2 separate regions of the Homo sapiens genome follow, and region 1 is linked to region 2. The links are chromatin loops, found by intact Hi-C in ENCODE. Cell type or tissue: CD14-positive monocyte. All regions are shown on one strand. Links, peaks and the distances in the headings refer to the core of each region. The heading gives the core; the rest is flanking DNA.

What was found. Hi-C counts contacts between places; a loop is a spot of excess contacts. Peaks named below come from ENCODE experiments on the same cell type or tissue, not always from the same donor. Only the 100,000 strongest peaks of a DNase experiment are listed, where the experiment ranks them.
Region 1: it touches region 2 in a loop (2.4-fold over the local background); 31 of 110 quality-filtered maps call a loop at or near these places.

Annotation. Positions count from the first base shown.
Region 1 is chr19:49,260,767-49,270,080 of GRCh38, forward strand. LOC107985340 (a long non-coding RNA gene) reads left to right here. Exons shown (of 3, transcript XR_001753971.2): 3 at 8,637-8,730. Among named protein-coding and RNA genes, the nearest start is that of MIR4324, 43 kb to the right of the region's middle. In CD14-positive monocyte, for the core only: CTCF peaks have their summits at 5,785 (motif pointing right) and 5,987; no DNase peak of the experiment used is centred there.
Region 2 is chr19:49,431,131-49,440,444 of GRCh38, forward strand. SLC17A7 (solute carrier family 17 member 7) reads right to left here. Exons shown (of 12, transcript NM_020309.4): 2 at 5,419-5,671; 3 at 4,038-4,156; 4 at 3,638-3,752; 5 at 3,472-3,559; 6 at 2,830-2,916; 7 at 2,596-2,738; 8 at 1,681-1,830; 9 at 1,389-1,521; 10 at 208-318; 11 at 1-12. Among named protein-coding and RNA genes, the nearest start is that of SLC17A7, 5.7 kb to the right of the region's middle. RefSeq lists a silencer at 82-376 and enhancers at 902-1,474, 1,475-2,046. In CD14-positive monocyte, for the core only: no CTCF peak of the experiment used is centred there; a DNase peak (open chromatin) is centred at 5,361; H3K27me3 peaks cover 8,000 bases.

The DNA of each region.
Region 1 (9,314 bases), core at 966-8,965, 170 kb before region 2:
ATTTGCATCTGTTACTTTAAAAATCAATTTTTTAAAAAGGGCAAAGGACATCAATAGACATTTCTTCCAAGAAGATAAACAGATGGCCAAAAAGCAGATGAAAAGATGCTCAACATTGCTAATCACTAGAGGCAGGCAAATCAAGACCAGAGTTACCATTTCACACTGATGAAGATGGCTACAAGAAAAAAAAAAATCAGTGGGAAATAACAACTGCTGGGGAGGATGTGGTGAAATTAGAATCATTATGCATTGAGGATAAGAATGTCCACTGGAGCAGCCATGGTAAAAACCAGTTTGGCAGTTCCTCAAAAAGTAAAACAATTACCATTGGATCCAACAATTCCACTTCCGGGTACATACACACCTGACTTGAAAGGAAGAACTCAGGCCGGGCGCAGTGGCTCACCCCTGTAATCCCAGCACTTTGGGAGGCCGAGGCGGGCGGATCACGAGGTCAGGAGATTGAGACCATCCTGGCTAACACAGTGAAACCCTGTCTCTACTAAAAATACAAAAAATTAGCCGGGCATGGTGGCAGGCGTCTGTAGTCCCAGCTACTCGGGAGGCTGAGGCAGGAGAATGGTGTGAACCCGGGAGGCAGAGCTTGCAGTGAGCCAAGATCGCGCCACTGCACTCCAGCCTGGGCGACAGGGCAAGACTCCGCCTCAAAAAAAAAAAAAAAAAAAAAAAAGATTTAAAAAAGAATAAACTCTGGTATACCCTACAATGGAATATTATTCATCCATAAAAAATGAAATTCAGATACATGCTATAACATGGATGAGCCTTGAAAACATGTTAAATGAAATAAGCCAGATACAAAAAGACAAATATTATGATTCTATTTATATGAAATATCTAGAATAGGCAAATTCATAGAGACAGCATATTAGAGGTTACTAGGGGGGTGCTGGGCAGAGGGAGAGGAATTACTGCTTCCCAGGTGCAGAGTTTCTATTTGGGGTGTTGACATGTTTTGGAACTAGATAGAGATAGTGGTTGCACAACATTGTGAAAGTACTAAATGCCACTGAAGTGTTTCTTTAAAATGGCTAATTTTATGTTATGTGGATTTCACCTCAATAAAAATAATAAAAGATGATGAAATAATGCTACCAGACAGACAAAAGTTGGGAGAATTTGTCATTAGCACATCAGCACTGCAAAAAATATTAAAAATCTTTGGGCTGAAGGAATATTATTGGAGCTGGAAAGAGATGTAAGAGTAAAATAAGAGACGCAGAAACACATACTGCGTGATTTCACTCATACGTGGAATCTGAAAAAGTTGATCTAGAAGTAGAGACTAAAATGGTGGTTACCAGAGTGGGGATGATGGGGGAGTGGGGTGCTGGGGAGTTGTTGGTCAAATAATACAAAATTTCAGTTAGATGAAAAGAATAGGTTTAAGATAACTATCATTCAACATGGTGACTAAAGTTAATAACTACACTGTAATCTTGAAAAATGCTGATTTTAAATATTCTCACCACAAAAATATTAGATATGTAAATTAGCTACATTTAGCATTCCACAATGTATATATATTTCAAAACATCATGTTGAACACAAATACATACAATTTCATCTGTCAGTTAAAAAATAATAACATAAAATTTAGAAAGGAATAAAGAAAACCTGAAAGGGTGTCCCAGCTACTACCTAGGTCAAAGTAGTCCTAGCTACTCAGGAGGCTGAGGAGAGAGGATCACTTGAGCCCCAGAAGTTTTGAGGCTGCAGTGAGCTGATCATGCCATTGCACTCCAGTTTGGGCAACAGAGCAAGACCGTGTAGGCAAATTTGAGACTAATGAGTGCTTAAAGTAACAATAGCAGCAATGTATTGTGGGGTTCATAATATGTAGAAGAAAAATATTGGAGAACAATTGAAAAAAAAAATGGTGGGAAAACTAGAAATAGAAGGCAACTTCCTTAATCTACAGCTTCCTTAAGCCTATAACTAACATCACACTGAACAATGAAATATGAATGCTTTTCTCTTGAGTTTGGGGACAAGGTAAGGATGTTCATTCCACATTGTATTAAAGGTCCTAGCCTGTGCAATAAGGCAAGAAAAAAAAGTATAAAGATCAAAGTAAATAAAACTTTCCTTATTTAAAGGTGATGTAAGTATACTGTCAAGAGATCATGTATGTAGCTGGGCACAGTGGCTCATGCTTATAATCCTAGTACTGTGAGGCAGGAGGATCAGTTGAGGCCAGGAGCTCAAGACCAGCCTGGGCAACATAGCAAAACTCCATTTCTACAAAAATTGAAATAAAAAATTGGCCAGATGTGGTGGTACACGCCTGTAGTCCTAGCTACACAGGAGGCTGAGGAGAGAGGATCTCTTCAGCCCAGGAGTTTGAGGCTGCAGTGAGCTGATATGCCACTGCATTCCAGCTTGGACAAAAGAGTAAGACCCTGTCTCAGGAAAAAAAAAACCCAGATATTGTATATGTAAAAAGAATCTACAAATGGATGAAATTAAGTTTGTAATCGAATTTAGCAAAGTTCCTATATATAAGGCGATTGTACAAAAAATTATATTTTTGTATAGTAGCAACAAATAATTGGAAAATACTATTTTAAAACATCAAAGAAATTTAATACTTAGTAATCAATGTAGTTAAAATGTGTAAGACCTCGCTGAAAACTACAAAACAATGCAAAACACTTAGAGAATTTTACCATGTTCATGAGTTGGCAAGTTGAACATTTTTACAATGTCAATTATCCCCAAATTGATCTACAGATTCAGGGCAATCTTAAACACAAAATCCCATATTGTTGGTTTTTTGGAAACAGACAAGCTCGTTCTAAAATTATATGGAAAGCCAAAGACCTTAGAATGGCTAAGGCTATCTTGAAGAAGACCAAAGTTGGAAGACTTAACTTACCGTGGACTTATCTTATTATCTTAAGATTTACTCTAAGGCTACATAATTAAAACAGGAGGGGAGGGGCGGGGGAGATGGGGGAGGGGCTGGAGAGAGGGGTGGGAGTGTGGTGTTGGCAAAGGATAATAAATAGATCAATGGAAAAGAGAGTCCATAAATATACTCCAGCCTATGTGGTCACTTAATTTATAATAGAATTGCCACTGTGATTGGGTGGCGATGGATGGTCTTTTCAATAAGTAGTGCCAGAATAATGATATCTATGTAGAAAATAAGCTTGAGCCCACCTCACATGACACACGAACATTAATTCAAGATGAATCATAGATATAAATGTGGAGGGTAAAACAAAAGAGATTCCAAAAAAATATGAAAATATCACTTTGACTTTGGGTAGCACATTTTCTTAAATATACACAAAGAAAGCACTAAGAAAATTAGAACTCAACCTCATTAAAATTAAGACGTTTTTAAAAATTCAATGACATCTTTAAGAAAGTAAATAGGTAAGCCACAGACGGAACACATTTGTAATGCACACATGTGACAAATGACTTGTATTCAGAATATAAATAATGCCTACAAAACAATAAAAAAAAAAAGCCTAAGAAAAGGTGAAAGACTTGAACAGGGACTTCACAAAAGCAGCTATTCAGATGACCAATAGCCATATAAAAGTGCTAGATATCATTACTCATGATGAAAATGCAAATTAAAGCCACAATCAGGTACTACCGCACAGCTACCAGCACGACCAAAACTGAAAACACTGAGCTCATCAGATACTGTCCAGAATGTGCAGTGACCGCAGCGCCCTTCCATCGCTGGCGGGAGCGGAAAGTGATTTCACCATTTTGGACGGGTGTTTGGCAGACTCCCTAAAGACAAAAACACCTGTTCTATGACCCATAAAGTCACGTCTATGTGCATAAAAATATGTACGAGAATATTTGTTGCCACTTTATTCACAATAGCCTCCAAATAGTGGCATATTCATACAATGTAATACACAATAAAAAAGATCCAGTTACTGATGCCCCCAAAACACGAAGCTCAAAAGCTTTTCAGATTTAATTAATAATTTTAATGGTTAATAAAGTATATTCTTTTTAAATTTAAAAATATTTAATTGACAAAAACTGTATATATTCAAGGCATAATATGATTTATGTATACACTGTATAATGATTACCACAATCAAATTAACACATCCATAACCACCATAATTATCGTGTGTGTGCGCGTGCGTATGTATGTGATGAGGACACTTAAAATCTGTTCTCTGGCCGGGCGTGGTGGCTCACGCCTGTAATCCCAGCACTTTGGGAGGCCGAGGTGGGCAGATCACCTGAGGTCAAGAGTTCAAGACTAGCCTGGCCAACGTGGCAAAACTACTAAAAATACAAAAATTAGCCAGGTGTGGTGGTGGGTGCCTGTAATCCCAGCTACTCGGGAGGCTGAGGCAGGAGAATCACTTGAACCCAGGAGGCAGAGGTTGTAGTGAGCTGAGATTGCACCAGTGTACCCTAGCCTGCACGATGGAGCGAGACTGTCTCAAATAAAAAAAAAAAAATCTGTTCTCTTATCAAATTCAGGTAAATAATACAGTATTATTAACTGTAGCCACCATGTATATATTAGATCCCCAGAACTTAATAATCTTATAACTCAAAGTTTGTACCCTTTAACCAACATCTCCCCATTCCCCATAAGCCCTAGCATCTGCCAAAGCTGCACAGCAGGAAAAAAAAAAAAAGAGGCTAGGCGCGGTGGCTCACGCCTGTAATCCCAGCACTTTGGGAGGCCGAGACAGGTAGATCACGAGGTCAGAAGATCGAGACCATCCTGGCTAACATGGTGAAACCCCGTCTCTACTAAAAATACAAAAAATTAGCTGGGTGTGGTGGCGGGTGCCTGTAGTCCCAGCTACTCGGGAGGCTGAAGCAGGAGGATGGCATGAACCCGGGAGGCGGAGCTTGCAGTGAGCGGAGATTGCGCCACTGCACTCCAGCCTGGGTGACAGAGTGAGACTCCATTTCAAAAAAAAAAAAAAAAAAAAAAAAGGCAATCTATGGAATCAGAAAATATTTGCAATGTACATCCGAAATATGAATGGAACTCATACAACTTAATAGCAAACAAACCAAACGACCTAATTAAAAAGTGGACAAAGGACCTGAGTAGATATTTCTCCAAAGAAGACATACAAATGGCCAACAAGTATATAAATAAATGCTCAACATCAGCCGGGTTCAGTGGCTCAGCACTTTGGGAGGCTGAGGCAGGTGGATCACCTGAGGTCAGGAGTTGGAGACCAGCCTGGCCAATATGGTGAAACCCCATCTCCACTAAAAATACAAAAAATTAGCTGGGCATGATGGCATACGCCTTTAGTCCCAGCTACTCAGGAGCTGAGGCAGGAGAATCACTTGAACCCCGGAGGCGGAGGTTGCAGTGAGCTGAAATCATGCCACTGCACTCCAGCCTCCTGGGCAACAGAGTGAGACTCCATCTCAAAAAAAAAAAAAATGCTCTGGCTATTCAGGGTCTTTTGTTATTCCATACTCTGGGCGGCAAGCCACCTAGGAGCCAAGGCAAGAGACCGAGGGCATGAGCTGTTCCACTATAGTAAAATATGTAAAAACAACAAGAGTTATACTAGATCTAGATCATAGACATGATTACATATGAATATCATTAATCATTAGTTTGTAGCAATTACTCTTTATCCCAATATTATAATAATCCTCGCTCTACAATCATAACCTAGGAAAAACCAGGCCATACAGAGACAGGAGGTGAGCGGACATAGTGAGAAGTGACCAGAAGACAAGAGTGCGAGCCTTCTGTTATGCCCAGACAGGGCCACTAGAGGGCTCCTTGGTCTAGCGGTAACGCCAGCGTCTGGGAAGACAACCGTTGCCAAGCAGACTGTGGTCTAGCGGTAGCGTCAGTGCCAAGGAAAAACACCCACTACTTAGCAGACTGGGAAAGGGAGTCTGCCTTTCCCCGGGGGAGTTTAGAGAAGACTCTACTCCTCCACCTCTTGTGGAGGGCCTGACATCAGTCAGGCTCACCCGCAGTTATCCAGAGGCCTAACCATCTCCCTGTGATGCTGTGCTTCAGTGGTCACGCTCCTAGTCCGCTTTCATGTTCCATCCTGTACACCTGGCTCTGCCATTTAGATAGCAGTAGCAAAATCAGTGAAAGTACTAAAAGTCCCTGATATGCAGAAATAATGGCATAAGCTGTCTCTCTCTCCTTTCTCTGCCTCGGCTGCCAGGCAGGGAAGGGCCCCCTGTCCAGTGGACACATGACCCAGGGGACCTTACCTATCATTGGAGATGACTCACACTCTTTACCCTGCCCCTTTGTCTTGTATCCAATAAATAACAGCACAGCCAGATATTTGGGGCCACTACCAGTCTCTGCCTCTTGGTGATAGTGGTCCCCCGGGCCCAGCTGTCTTTTATCTCTTTGTTTTGTGTCTTTATTTCTACAATCTCTCATCTCCACACACACGGAGAAAAACCCACTGACCCTGTGGGGCTAGTCCCTACACCATACAAATTTTAGGATTTTTTTGTGAAAAATGTCATTGGTATTTTTGCAGGAATTGCATTGAATCTGTACATTACTTTGAGTAGTATGGACACTTTAGCAATATTAATTCTCCCAATCCATGAGCATTGGATGTCTTTCCATTTATTAGTAATCTCTTCAATTTCTTCCACCAATTTTTTATAGTTTTCATTGTAGAGATCTTTTACCTCCTTGGTTAAATTTGTTCCTATGTATTTTATTTTTGTTATTATTGAAAACAGGATTGTTTTCTTGATTTCTTTTTCAGATAGTTTGGTGTTGGTATATAGAAACACTAGTGATTTTTGTATGTTAATTTTGTGTCCTACAACTTCACTGAACTTGTTTAATCTAACAGGTTTTTGGAGAGGCTGTAGGGTTTTCTATATATAAGATCATGTCTTCTGCAAACAAGGACAATTTGACTTCCTTCTTTTCAGTTGGATGCTTTTTTTTCTCTTGAGATGGAGTTTCGCTCTTGTTGCCCAGGCTGGAGTGCAATTACATGATCTTGGCTCACCACAACCTCTGCCTTCTGGGTTCAAGTGATTCTCTTGCCTCAGCTTCCCGAGTAGCTGGGATTACAGGCATGCGCCCCCACCCCTGGATGCCCTTTCTTTCTTTCCCTGGCCTAATTGCTCTGGCTAGGACTCCCAGTACTATGTGGAATAGAAGTGGTACAACCTTGTGTTTTTCTGTATTTTAGAGGCAAAGCTTTCAACTTTTTCCCCATTGAGTATGATGCTAGCTGTGGGTTTGTTATATATGGCCTTTATTGTAACCAACTATGTTCCTGCTATATCTAATTTGTTAAGGGTTTTCATCATGAAGGCATGTTGAATTTGAGATCATATGGTTTTTGTCCTTCTATTAATGTGATGTATCATGTTTATTGATTTGCATATGTTGAACCATCCTTGCATCCCTGGGATGAATCCCACTTAATCATGGCAAATGACCTTCTTGATGTGCTATTTTAAAGAAATAGCATCGGCCAGGCCCAGTGGCTCACACCTGTAATCCCACCTTTTTGGGAAGCCGAGGCAGGAGGATTACCTGAGCTCAGGAGTTTGAGACTAGCCTGGGCAACATGGTGAAACCCTGTCGCTACTAAAATACAAAAAGTTAGCTGGGCATGGTGGAGTGCACCTGTAGTCCCAGCCACTCAGGAGACTGAGGCAGGAGAATCACTTCAACCAGGTGGAGGTTGCAATAAGCTGAGATCACGCCACTGCACTCCAGCCTGGGTGACAGAGTGAGACTCTGTCTCAAAAAAAAAAAAAAAAAGAAGGAAAGAAATAGGGTCTATGTTGCCCAGGCTGGACTTGAACTCCTGGACTCAACTGATGTTTCCACCTCAGCCTCCCAAGTAGCTGGGAGTACAGGCACGTGTCACCATGCCCAGCTACAGTTCTTTAAATGTTTGGTAGAATTTGTAACTGAATTCATTAGATCCAGAGCTTTTTTTCAATGGAAAACTTTTTATTAATTCAAGCTTGTTGCTCATTATTGGTCTGTTCAGGTTTTCTAATTCTTCATAATATTGGCTGGTTATATGTGTCCAGGAATTTATCCATTTCTTCTAAGTTTTCCATATAGTTGTTCATAATAGTCTCTAATGATCCTTTGTAGTTCTGTGATACCAATTGTGATGTCTCCTTTGTCATTTTTTTTTTTTTTTGAGACACTCTCACTCTTGTTGCCCAGGCTGGAGTACAATGGCGTGATCTCAGCTCACTGCAACCTCCGCCTCCCAGTTCAAGTGATTCTCCTGTCTCAGCCTCCCTAGTAGCTGGGATTACAGGTGCCCACCACCATGCCCAGCCAATATTTGTATTATTAGTAGAGACAGGGTTTCACCCTATTGGCCAGGCTGGTCTTGAACTCCTGACCTCAGGTGATCCACCCACCTCAGCCTCCCGAAGTGCTGAGATTACAGGCGTGAGCCACTGCACCCGGCCTTTGATCTATTTGAATCATCTCTCTTTCATACTTAGTCTAGCTAAAGGTTTGTTGATTTTGTTTATCTTTTCAGAAACCAACTCTTTGTTTCGTTGATCTTTTGTATTTAATTCTCTAGTTTATTTCTGCTCTGATCTTTATTTTTTTTTCCTTTACTAACTTGGGGTTTCATTTGTTCTCATTTTTCCAGATTTTTAGAGAAAATCCCTTAATCAGAAAGGAAGACTAAGAGAAAAAGGAAGAAAAGATCTACAAAACAACTAGGAAAAAGTAACAAAATGGCAGTAGTAAGCCCTTACCTATCAATAATTACCATGAATGTAAATGGATTAAATTCTCCAGTTAAAAGACAGACTGGCTGAACGGATTAAAAAACATGACCTAACTAAAGTTGGCCATTGAACAATATGAGTTTGAGCTGCAGGAGTCCAATGTCATGCAGATTTTCTTCCACCTCTGCCACTCCGAGTCAGCAAGACCAGCCCTTCCTCCTCCTCTCCCTCAGACTCCTCGATGTGAAGACCACGAGGATGAAGGCCTTTGTGTGATGATCACTTCCACTTGATAAACATTAAATATATTTTATCTTCCTTATGATTTTCTTGATAACATTTTTTCTCTAGGTTGCTTTATTGGAAAATATAGTGTATAATAGATTCAACATATAAAATATGTGTTAATCGACTTTTTATATTGTTGGTAAGGCTTCGGGTCAACATTAGGCTATTAGTAGTTAAGTTTTGGGGGAGTCAAAAGTTATTCGCAGATTTTCAACTACATGGGGGTTGGTGCCCCTAACCCTACATCATTCAAGGGTCAACTGAATATGTTGTCTACAAAAGACTCGCTTCACCTGAAAGGACACACA
Region 2 (9,314 bases), core at 386-8,385:
TCACGTTGAACCCTGGCGGAGAGACAAGTCGGAAGGCGTCACACCGGAATCTCACTCGAGTGATTCCCACTGGGACGTTCTCAACCCTCTCCCCTCCCCGCCACTCATGTTCCACCTTTTGTGAGGCTGAGAGGCCCCGTTCCTGAGCCAGGAAGTTCCCTACAGAGCTGACCAGAGTCCCCCAAGCTGCGGATCCGCGGTTCTCACCAGAGATGGCGAAGCCGCTGAAGCCCACGGCTAGGACCAGGAAGGAGATGGCCACGCCCTTGGAGTGCGAGTAGCCGACCACCAACAGCAGCGTGGCTTCCATGCCGAAGCCTACGGGGGCGGGGGGGGCCCGCGTCTCCTGAGTGTCGGCCGGAGCAAGGCGCAGGCTGCCCCACACCGCCCTTCCAGACCTGCTCCAGCCCCAAACCGCGTCTATCCACCCCAGTCTGGCCACCTCCACGCCCAGGCCTCTTCGCGCCCTCCACGCCACCCGCACCCACCCTAACCAGGCCCCTACTTCTCCAAGACCCAGCCCTGACCACGCCCACCAGCTCCATCGCCCCTCCCGTAGCTCCACCCCTTGACTAGGCCACTCCCCGAACACGCAGGATCCCTGCTGTGCACGCTCACACCTTCCCCTCAATCCCCACTCATGAGTTTTTGGTTTTTTTTTTTTTTAATTTTTGATTTTTTATTTTTTTTAAGAGACAAAGTCTCACGACGTTGCCCAGGCTGGTCTCAAACTCCTGAGCTCAAGTGATCCACCGGCCTTCGCCTCCGAAAGTGCTGGGATAACAGGGGTTAGCCACCATGCCCTGCCTGTTTTTTAATTTTTAATTGTAATTTTAATTTTTCTAGAAACAAAGTCTCGCTCTGTCGCCCAGGCTGGAGTGCTGCGGCGCGATCATAGCTCACTGCGGCCTCGCAGTTCTGGGCTCCAGCGATCCTCCCTTCTCAGCCTCCCAAGTAGATGGGACCACAGGCGCGCGCCACCACGCCTAGCAAATCTCACTTGTTAGACAGCAGGCCCCCTAGGACCCTGTCTCTCCAGGTGCCTTGCTCTTAGCGCCTCTTCATCACCTAGTTCATGTCCTACCACACCCAACTTTGTGCAGGTCTTGTCCCTCCAGGCCCAACTCGGTCTTCTCTCTGCTCCACCCGGGAAGTCTCGCCCACCCTGCCCTTCCGCGCGGTGGCCCCTTGGACGGCCGCGTGACAGTCCCTTTCATCCAGGCCTGCCCTGCCCCGGCTCCACCCTGTTGGCCACGGCCCTTTGCATAGAAAGGGACTCCTGGGGCAGGCTGGATGGTTTCCGCCTGTAACCACTCCCCATCACCTCTCAATCCGGCTCTGCTCCACCCAGGCTGTCCTAGAGCCGGCCCAGGCCCCGCCCCACTCACCTCCGCAGTTCATCAACTTGCGCACGTTGGTGGTGGACATGATGCGGCGGCTCCGCAGGAAGTCCGCGATCTGGCCGCCGATGGGCACGATGATGGTCATGACCAGGTGGGGCAGCGCGGACACCAGGCCTACCTGCGGGAACAGGTGTACAGGGACACTAGGGTTCGGGGCCGCCGGCTCGGCGTCTCTGCCCGGTCCGTGCACCACCGGCTCCTCCCTGCCTCGGGATCGCCGCCAGTTCCCTCCCGCCGACCCCTCCGCGCCCCCCTGCCCTCTCCTCCTGGGCTCTACCTTGCTGATCTCGAAGCCGAACACTTCTTCGAAGTAGGCGGGCTGGGAGATGAGCAGCAGGTAGAACGTCCAGCTGCGGCAGAAGTTGGCCACGATGATGGCATAGACTGGCATAGACGTGAAGAAGCGCCGCCAGGGAGTGCTAAACTTCTGTGGGGGCGAGGGGAGGGCCGCTAAGACGGGGAGCGGGGCTGAGGGCTTCTCCGCGTCCCTTCAGGGACCACAGTGTAGTTCTGCAGAAACCAAAGGATCCCGACCGCACTGAAACTTCTATGGACCCAAAGGCGCGGGCTACACCATGTTGCCGTGGGGACCCAGGGATCCTAGCCTCAAGGTGACACTTGAGTGATGAAGGGGTCCTGGCCCTATGGTAGCCTCTCAGGTCCGCAGGTGTCCGGGCCCCTCAGGGACCTGTCTTTTTCTTTTTTTCTTTTTATTTTTACTTTTTGTATTTTGTATTTTGAGTAGAGACGGGGGTTTCGCCATGTTGCCCAAGCTGGTCTGGAACTCCTGGGCTCAAGCGATCCTGCAGCCTCCACCCCCAAAGTGTTGGGATTGCAGGCGGAAGCCACTGAGCCTGCCCTAGGAGTCTCTTTTTATCAAAAATGCTCCCAAAATACAGCCTCAACTCAAGGTCTAAGCAAAACCCCCACATTCTAATCCCTTCTCTGCTGGCTTTAACTATGCCCTGTCAGTGGTTCTAATCCTGCTCAACTCCCGACCTAACCCTGCCCCCAGCACCTGAGAATCTCGTCCTCCGCGGGTTGCAACCCGCCTCCTAGGTTCTAGCCCCTCTCTTTGCGTTCCAGTCCCGTCTCCTCTAGAGTCTGCAGGAACCGTCCCTGATCTACACGCTGTGCAGGTTCGTGGCTTGCTATCTCTCCCCGCCCCTTCCCCGAAGATTTGGTCCCGGACCGTGAGGGGGTTCATGAGTTTCGCGCTCTCTCCGATGGCGTCCTCGATGTACTTGCGCTCCTCCTCCGAGATGCTGGGGTGCAGCGCGGGGGACTCGTAGGAGACGAGCAGCCAGAACAGGTACCAGAAGATCCCGAAGCTGCCTGGGGGGGTCAGGAGGGGGATGGGAGCGAGGTGAGGACCGGCCCCGCTCCGCCCCAGCGCCACCCGGAACCAGGCATCCGGGTCCCTCACCGTAGACGTAGAAAACAGAGCTCCATCCTGAGTACTGCACAAGGACCCCGGCGAGGGGCATCGCGACCACCGCCCCAGCATAGGAACCTAAGGGGGAGGATGCGGGGGAGAGAACAGGCCCATCTTCCCTCAGATCAAGGAGTGCGGACCCCCACCGCTTCCCCCTTTCCAGACACTGAATTACAGGCCACAGCCCCTCCTCCCTTAGACCCAGGAATCCAGGCCTAGCCCCTCCTCGCTCGGACCCAGGAATCCAGGCCCCCAGCTCCTCCTCCCCCAGACCCAGGAGTCCAGGCCCCCAGCTCCTCCTCCCTCAGACCCAGGAGTCCAGGCCCAACCCCTCCTCTCTCAGACACAGGAGTGCAGGCCCCCAGCTCCTCCTCTCAGACCCAGGAGTGCGGGCCTCCAGTCCCTCCTCCCTCAGACCCAAGAGTCCAGGCCCCCAGCCCCTCCTCTCTCAGACCCAGGAGTCCAGCCCCAGCCCCTCTTCCCTCAGACCTGGGAGTCCAGGTCCAGAGTCTCCTCCTCCTCCCTCAGACACAGGAGTTCAGCCCCCCCAGCCCCTCCCCGCTCAGACCCAACAGTCCAGGCCCCAACCCCTCCTCCCTCAGATTCAGGAGTGAGGATCCCTCTTCCTCTCACCACAAAAGGCTGTCGTCGCCAGGCGACTCCGTTCTAAGGGTGGGGCCCATTTGCTCCAGATCCCATGGCAGGCGGGGTATGTGACCCCCTAAAGAGGAGAAAACCAAGGTCACTGAGAAGAGGCAGGGTCCGAGCGAGGGCAGGGTCATATCAGGCGGGGATTTACCTCTACCAACCCCTGCAGGATCCTCACGAAGATGACACAGCCATAGTGGACGCGGGCAGCTGAGGGGATCAGCATGTTTAGAGTGGATGTTGCCACAATAGCAAAGCCGAAAACTCTGATGGGAAGGGTCAGAGAAAAGAATCCAAGCTATCCAGCCATGCCCGGGATTCTGCCTTTCCCGCCCACAGCAAGCTAGGCCCAGTGGTCCCCGGGACCCCAGGTCCCACCACCTCTCTGACTTACACCTTCCTCAATCGCAAGCCCCACCTTTCTCTAAGACCCACCCCCAAATCCAGGCTTCTCCCATTTACCAGAGCCAGCCCGCAAATTCAAGACCACGCCCTCTAACTCCACCCACACAACTGTAGTTACCGCCCACTTTGAGACCCCACCACTGTACCTGTTGGCTGCAAATTTTTGACAGATAAATCCTCCTGGAATCTGAGTGACAATGTAGCCCCAGAAAAAGGAGCCGTGTATGAGGCCGACAGTCTCTGGATCCCAGCTGAACTGGGCTTTCTGCGGGCCAAAATGTACATTAAATCAGCCGCCCTGTCCAGGCTCTGCCGCTCCACCAATCAGCACCCACAGACTTAGCGTCTCGACCTATCAGCAACGAGGAACCCCTCCCACCTCCAAAAGCCTGCCAATCAAAGCTCACACTATCTTTCTGTCAATTAAAGTCTACAAACTCCGCTCTTCCACGTTGCTAGGGCCTATGCTGCCTTAACAACAGAGTCCATCACCACCTAGACGCCTTGCTTTGCCTGCTTCCTTGCCTCCATGAAAGCCTAGGGGCCCATGTATGATGATGACTCTCTCCACTTATATCCAGCTTATGAGCGTTTGCGGAGTGACCTGCACAGGGTCCAGGCGGGGACACGAAGCAGCCAAGGGGGCGGACCAGATTGGAAGGGAGCAAGGGGAGGAACTTCAGGTAGGACAAAGGCACAAATCAGGACTCTTTTCTGATGCAGGGGCAAGGCCTATGCTGAAATTAAAATAGGAGAAAGGACAGGGCACGGTGGCTCACGCCTGTACTCCCAGGACTGGGAGGCCAAGGCAGGAGGATCGCTTGAGCCCAGGAGTCCGAGACCAGCCTGGGCAACATAGTGAGACCTTGTCTCTACAAAGATAAAAATAAAAATGTTAGCTGGGTATGCCGGCGCACGCCTGTAGTCCCAGCTGCTCAGAAGGCTGAGGCAGGAGAGTCACTTGAGCCCAGGAGTTCGAGGCTGCAGTGATGGTGCCACTGCACTCCAGCTTGGGCGACAGAGCAATGGCCCCACTGCACCGTAGCCTGGGAGACCCTGTGGGTCTTTAGATAAGGGACACAACACATGCAGTGGGACGTAGGCAGTGGCAGGGTTTCAAAAAAGGATCACATTCAGGGAGGAACCTGAGATGGGACTGAGATTAAATAGATGTGACCCGGGGACATGAGCTTGGGGTACAGGCGTGAGCAAAATTGCTAGTAGGTCCAAAATGGGGCAGGGGCAACCCCTAGGGAACCTGATGTTGGGGCGGACTCTACATTTTTCAATCAAGCCCCTGGAAATAAGGGCGGGACTTCATTTAGATCAGGACGGGGCTTAGGAAACGGAGGCGGCCCCTAAGGCGAGGTCAGAACTAAGGGGCGCACGGATTGGGCGGAGCTATTCCGACAGCGTTTCGGAAGGGGCGTGGCCTGGACGTCTGGTGGGTGAGTGTGACGTCATGGGGGCGTAGGCGGAGCTCGGTGAGCGGGGCGGGGCTCTGCAAGGGCTCAGGCCTTGAGCTACCTGCACCACCACGTGGCCCCCGCGGTGGGTCGTGCTGTTATTGACCATGGAGACGATGGCCACGCCCAGGTTGCAGCGGATGCCAAAGCTGATGCAGAAGCCCAGACCACTCATGATGGCGATAATGTAGCGGCGAGGGAGGCCGAAGCAGGTGCAGTCCACCACCGGCGGGTCCCGGGTCTGCGTGGTCACCGGGCGCCCATCCGCACTCAGCTCCAGCGTCTCCGCGCCTTCCTGCCGCTTCTCCAGAAGGCTGCGGGACAGCAAGAGCCAGAGACTCGGAAGTCCAGGCCCCCAGCCCCCTCACCCCCAAGACCAGGATCCAGGGCAAAACCTGCTTTTCAACATCCAGAATTCTAAGCCCGCACCTCCTCCTTCACCAAGAGTCCAGGTCCCTGGCTCCCTTCGCCCCCCTGATCCAGAAATCCTCCATCTCCCTCAGACCGGGAATTCAGGCCCCCAGCCCCCTCCTTCTTCACATTGACGGTCTTCAGTCCCCCTCTCCCAGCTCTGTCAAATCCTTCAACTCAGGAGACTTAGACCCCAGACAACCCTTTGGGATTCAAGAGCCTGTGCCCCCACTCCGAGGCCCAAAGACTCTCCAGCCGCCTCTCCCGGATAAGAGTCTATTCGAGGAAGCAAAAGGTGCTAAGGAGATGCTTCAGCAAAGGTGTCAAAAGAACAGATGCTTCTCAGCCACGTTTGCTAGGGGGTGGGGAGATGTCCAGGACCCTGGGAATCCAGCAGCCCGTCCCAGGCATCCCTAGGGAACCTTGAGTCCAGGCTGCCAGCCTAGGGGGTAGGGAGGGGGAGTGGCGGGTGGTGTCCTGGCAGGGGACAGATGGCCCTGGTAGGGGGATTGGCTCATTCCCCAGCGTGACTCTCGCCCCCGCCCGTTCTGGATCCAGAATCAAGTCTGTGATGACGAAGAGGGTATTTGGAGGGCTGCCTCAAACCCAGAGAGAGGCTGCAGAGAGAGAGAGGTGCCTTCAGACAGGTGGAGAAAGACCCAAAAAGAGGGTGACAGAGATGGGGGGAGTTGTACAGAGGCCCAGAGAGAGGGGGTCACAGACAGAAGAAGGGAGAGAGATCCAGTGAAAGGGGGACAGAGATCTAGAGAGGAAGAGACAGAGACCCAGAGAGAGGGAGAGAGAATAACAAGGGAGCAGAGACCCAGAGAGAGAAGGGGACAGAGACCCAGAGATACAGGGGGACAGAGACCCAGAGACATAGTGGGACAGAGACCCAGAAAGAGGGGGACAGAGACCCAGAGAGAAAGGGAGACAGAGACCCAGAGAGAGAGGAACAGAGACCCAGATAGAGAGGGGGACAGAGACCCAGAGAGAGGGAGAGAGAATAACAGGGGAGCAGAGACCCAGAGAGAGAGGGGGACAGAGACCCAGAGATACAGCGGGACAGAGACCCAGAGACATAGCGGGCCAGAGACCCAGAAAGAGGGGGACAGAGACCCAGAGAGAAAGGGAGACAGAGACCCAGAGAGAGAGGAACAGAGACCCAGATAGAGAGGGGGACAGAGACCCAGAGATGGAGGGGTCAGAGACACAGAGGATGACAGAGACCCAGAGAGAGGGAGACAGAGACCCAGAGAGAGGGGGAGAGAGACCTAGAAATAGGGGGACAGAGACCCAGAGAGGGAAGAGATGGAAACCTAGAGAAGGAAGCAGACAGAGTCCCAAAGAGAGGCGGGGACAGAAACCCAGGAGATAGAACATAGATGCAGAGAGATGAGAACAGAGATCCAGAATGCAAGAGAAAGATGGAGAGCCTGGGAGACGGAGGATAGACAGGCTGGGGACGTGATTTGTGAGGTGCAGCCCCTCTCTGAGGTGGGTAGGCAGCCAGGGGATCGGGCTGGATCCCAGGAAGGGGCTGGAACAGATGGAGGCGAGGGAGACTGGGACGGGGGAGGAAGGAACAGCCAGACGGTCCAGGGGGAGGGAGGTGGAAGAGCTGTGAGAACACAGCAACCCCTCCCCATCCTAGAACTTAAGGAGGTGGGGAGGGGCAGTTAAGAAACAGGGGTGGGAGAAGCCAGGGAGTGGACAGAACCCAGAAGGAGTAGGAATGAGACCCCAAGAGGAAGAAGACAGAGAGCCAGAGATAGGGGGGATTGAAGCCACTAGGACGAATAGTACAGGATGGCAGTAACTCCCCCCACCCATCAGAACCCATCACCCAAAGAGATTAGACTGACCCAGGTTGACATCGGATGATATTTGACCCTGAAACTCAAGATGTGATTGCAGCCCCTGATGTGAGATTCCTTGTTAATATGAGGAGATGTCAGATCTCTAATCAAGGCTGTCTAAACAGGGGGTCTCAGTATCCCACATCTATAAAATGGGACAAGGGCAAAAATGCAAGAGAATAAAGAGGGAACTTCAAGGTGATATCAATCATTTTAGAGCAAGAGGACCAAGGACACAGAGATGAAGGTGGCCCTGATGCTTTGCAGGGGACAAGGACAGAGAAGGGAGACCCTAGATGTAAATCCCCCTCCCCTCCCTGGATACCCCAAACTCAGGCCTGGGGACTTGGCGATGAGGAAAAACAACACTTAGGAGGCCATTACCCCAAATTGAGATGTCTCAACTTCTCTGTCTCTCCCTCTCTCTCTCTCTGCTTCTCTCAGGATCTCTGTCCACTCCCCCACGTCTTTGTCTCCTTATGTCCCTCTGCTCTCTCTTCTCTTCCCATTGTACAACTAAGGAAACTGAGGCTCGGGGAGCTGAAGTGGCACTCCAAGGTCACAGACAAGAACAGCAATGGGACCTGATCCCTTACTGGCCCTCGGCATCCCCCTGCCCAAGACCTGGCTCTCAGAAAGGAGGCACCTTGGGTTCTCATCTCTCTGGCATCCCATTCCCCCATGTCCTTGTTCCAAGTCACCCTGGGTGCAAGGAAGCTCCCCACCAGCTGTGGCATCACTCTTCTCAAGGAAGAGCTCTGTTCTAGGCTTGGGAGGGAGACTGACCTGGGTTCAAATCATGGGGCTCATACTCATCCACTGATCTCCCCAACCCCAGAATGGAGCCTCAGTTTCCCCATCTTTGTCTAGAGGATTAAATGAGATCAACCTGTTGTCTCTAATATGGGGTATTCCCCTCTCCCTCCAACCATCAGAGCAAACCCCAGGCATTGGAAGCAAATGCTTTTCTCTGCACAAACTCCCTGCTGATGGTCCTGGCCAGAGCCCGGGGGTCTCTGGGGACCCAAGAGGTAACTCAGAGAGTGAGAGCCAGAGAGATTGACTGTGAGAAACCCTAGCACAGATGAGAAACAGAGGCAGAGACTGAGGGAGGGGCCTGAGGAATACATCCCTCCCGCTGCCACCCCCCAGCCCCCTCCACCAGCACGTCTCTTTCTCTCTCTCTCATTCTCCTGACTTCACACTGATGTATTTTGAGAAACTCGTGAAAGGAGGCGAGAAAAAGGGTGGGGAGGGGCTGGAAAATTGGAAAAAGAAGGGGTGAGGTTATCTCAGCTTCCCCTCCACCACCAACCTCCGTCACTGCACCATCCTCCTGCCCACCTCCCCCCACTTCTGTCCAGCCTTATTCTTGTCTCTCATGTTACTAGAGGGTGGGGTAACTTTGGAGCTAAGAGGTGATCTGCAGCAAGCAAGACTGATGTTAGACTTAGCAAAGGACCCCCATGGCCTAGCGAGGTGGACTGAAGCTCAGCGAAACACAGGGTCAGGGCTGTGGGCCAAGGGGACAGGGCCTGAGGGCACGGCGGCAGGGGCATGGTGCTGATGAGGCCATCTCCTTCGTGCACTGTGGCCAGATATATTTTTAGGCTTTTCCGCAGCTGAGTAATTTATCTGACTTAGAGCCAAAGCTGGGGTTGGGGGTGAGAGCCTGTGGGGAGGTGTC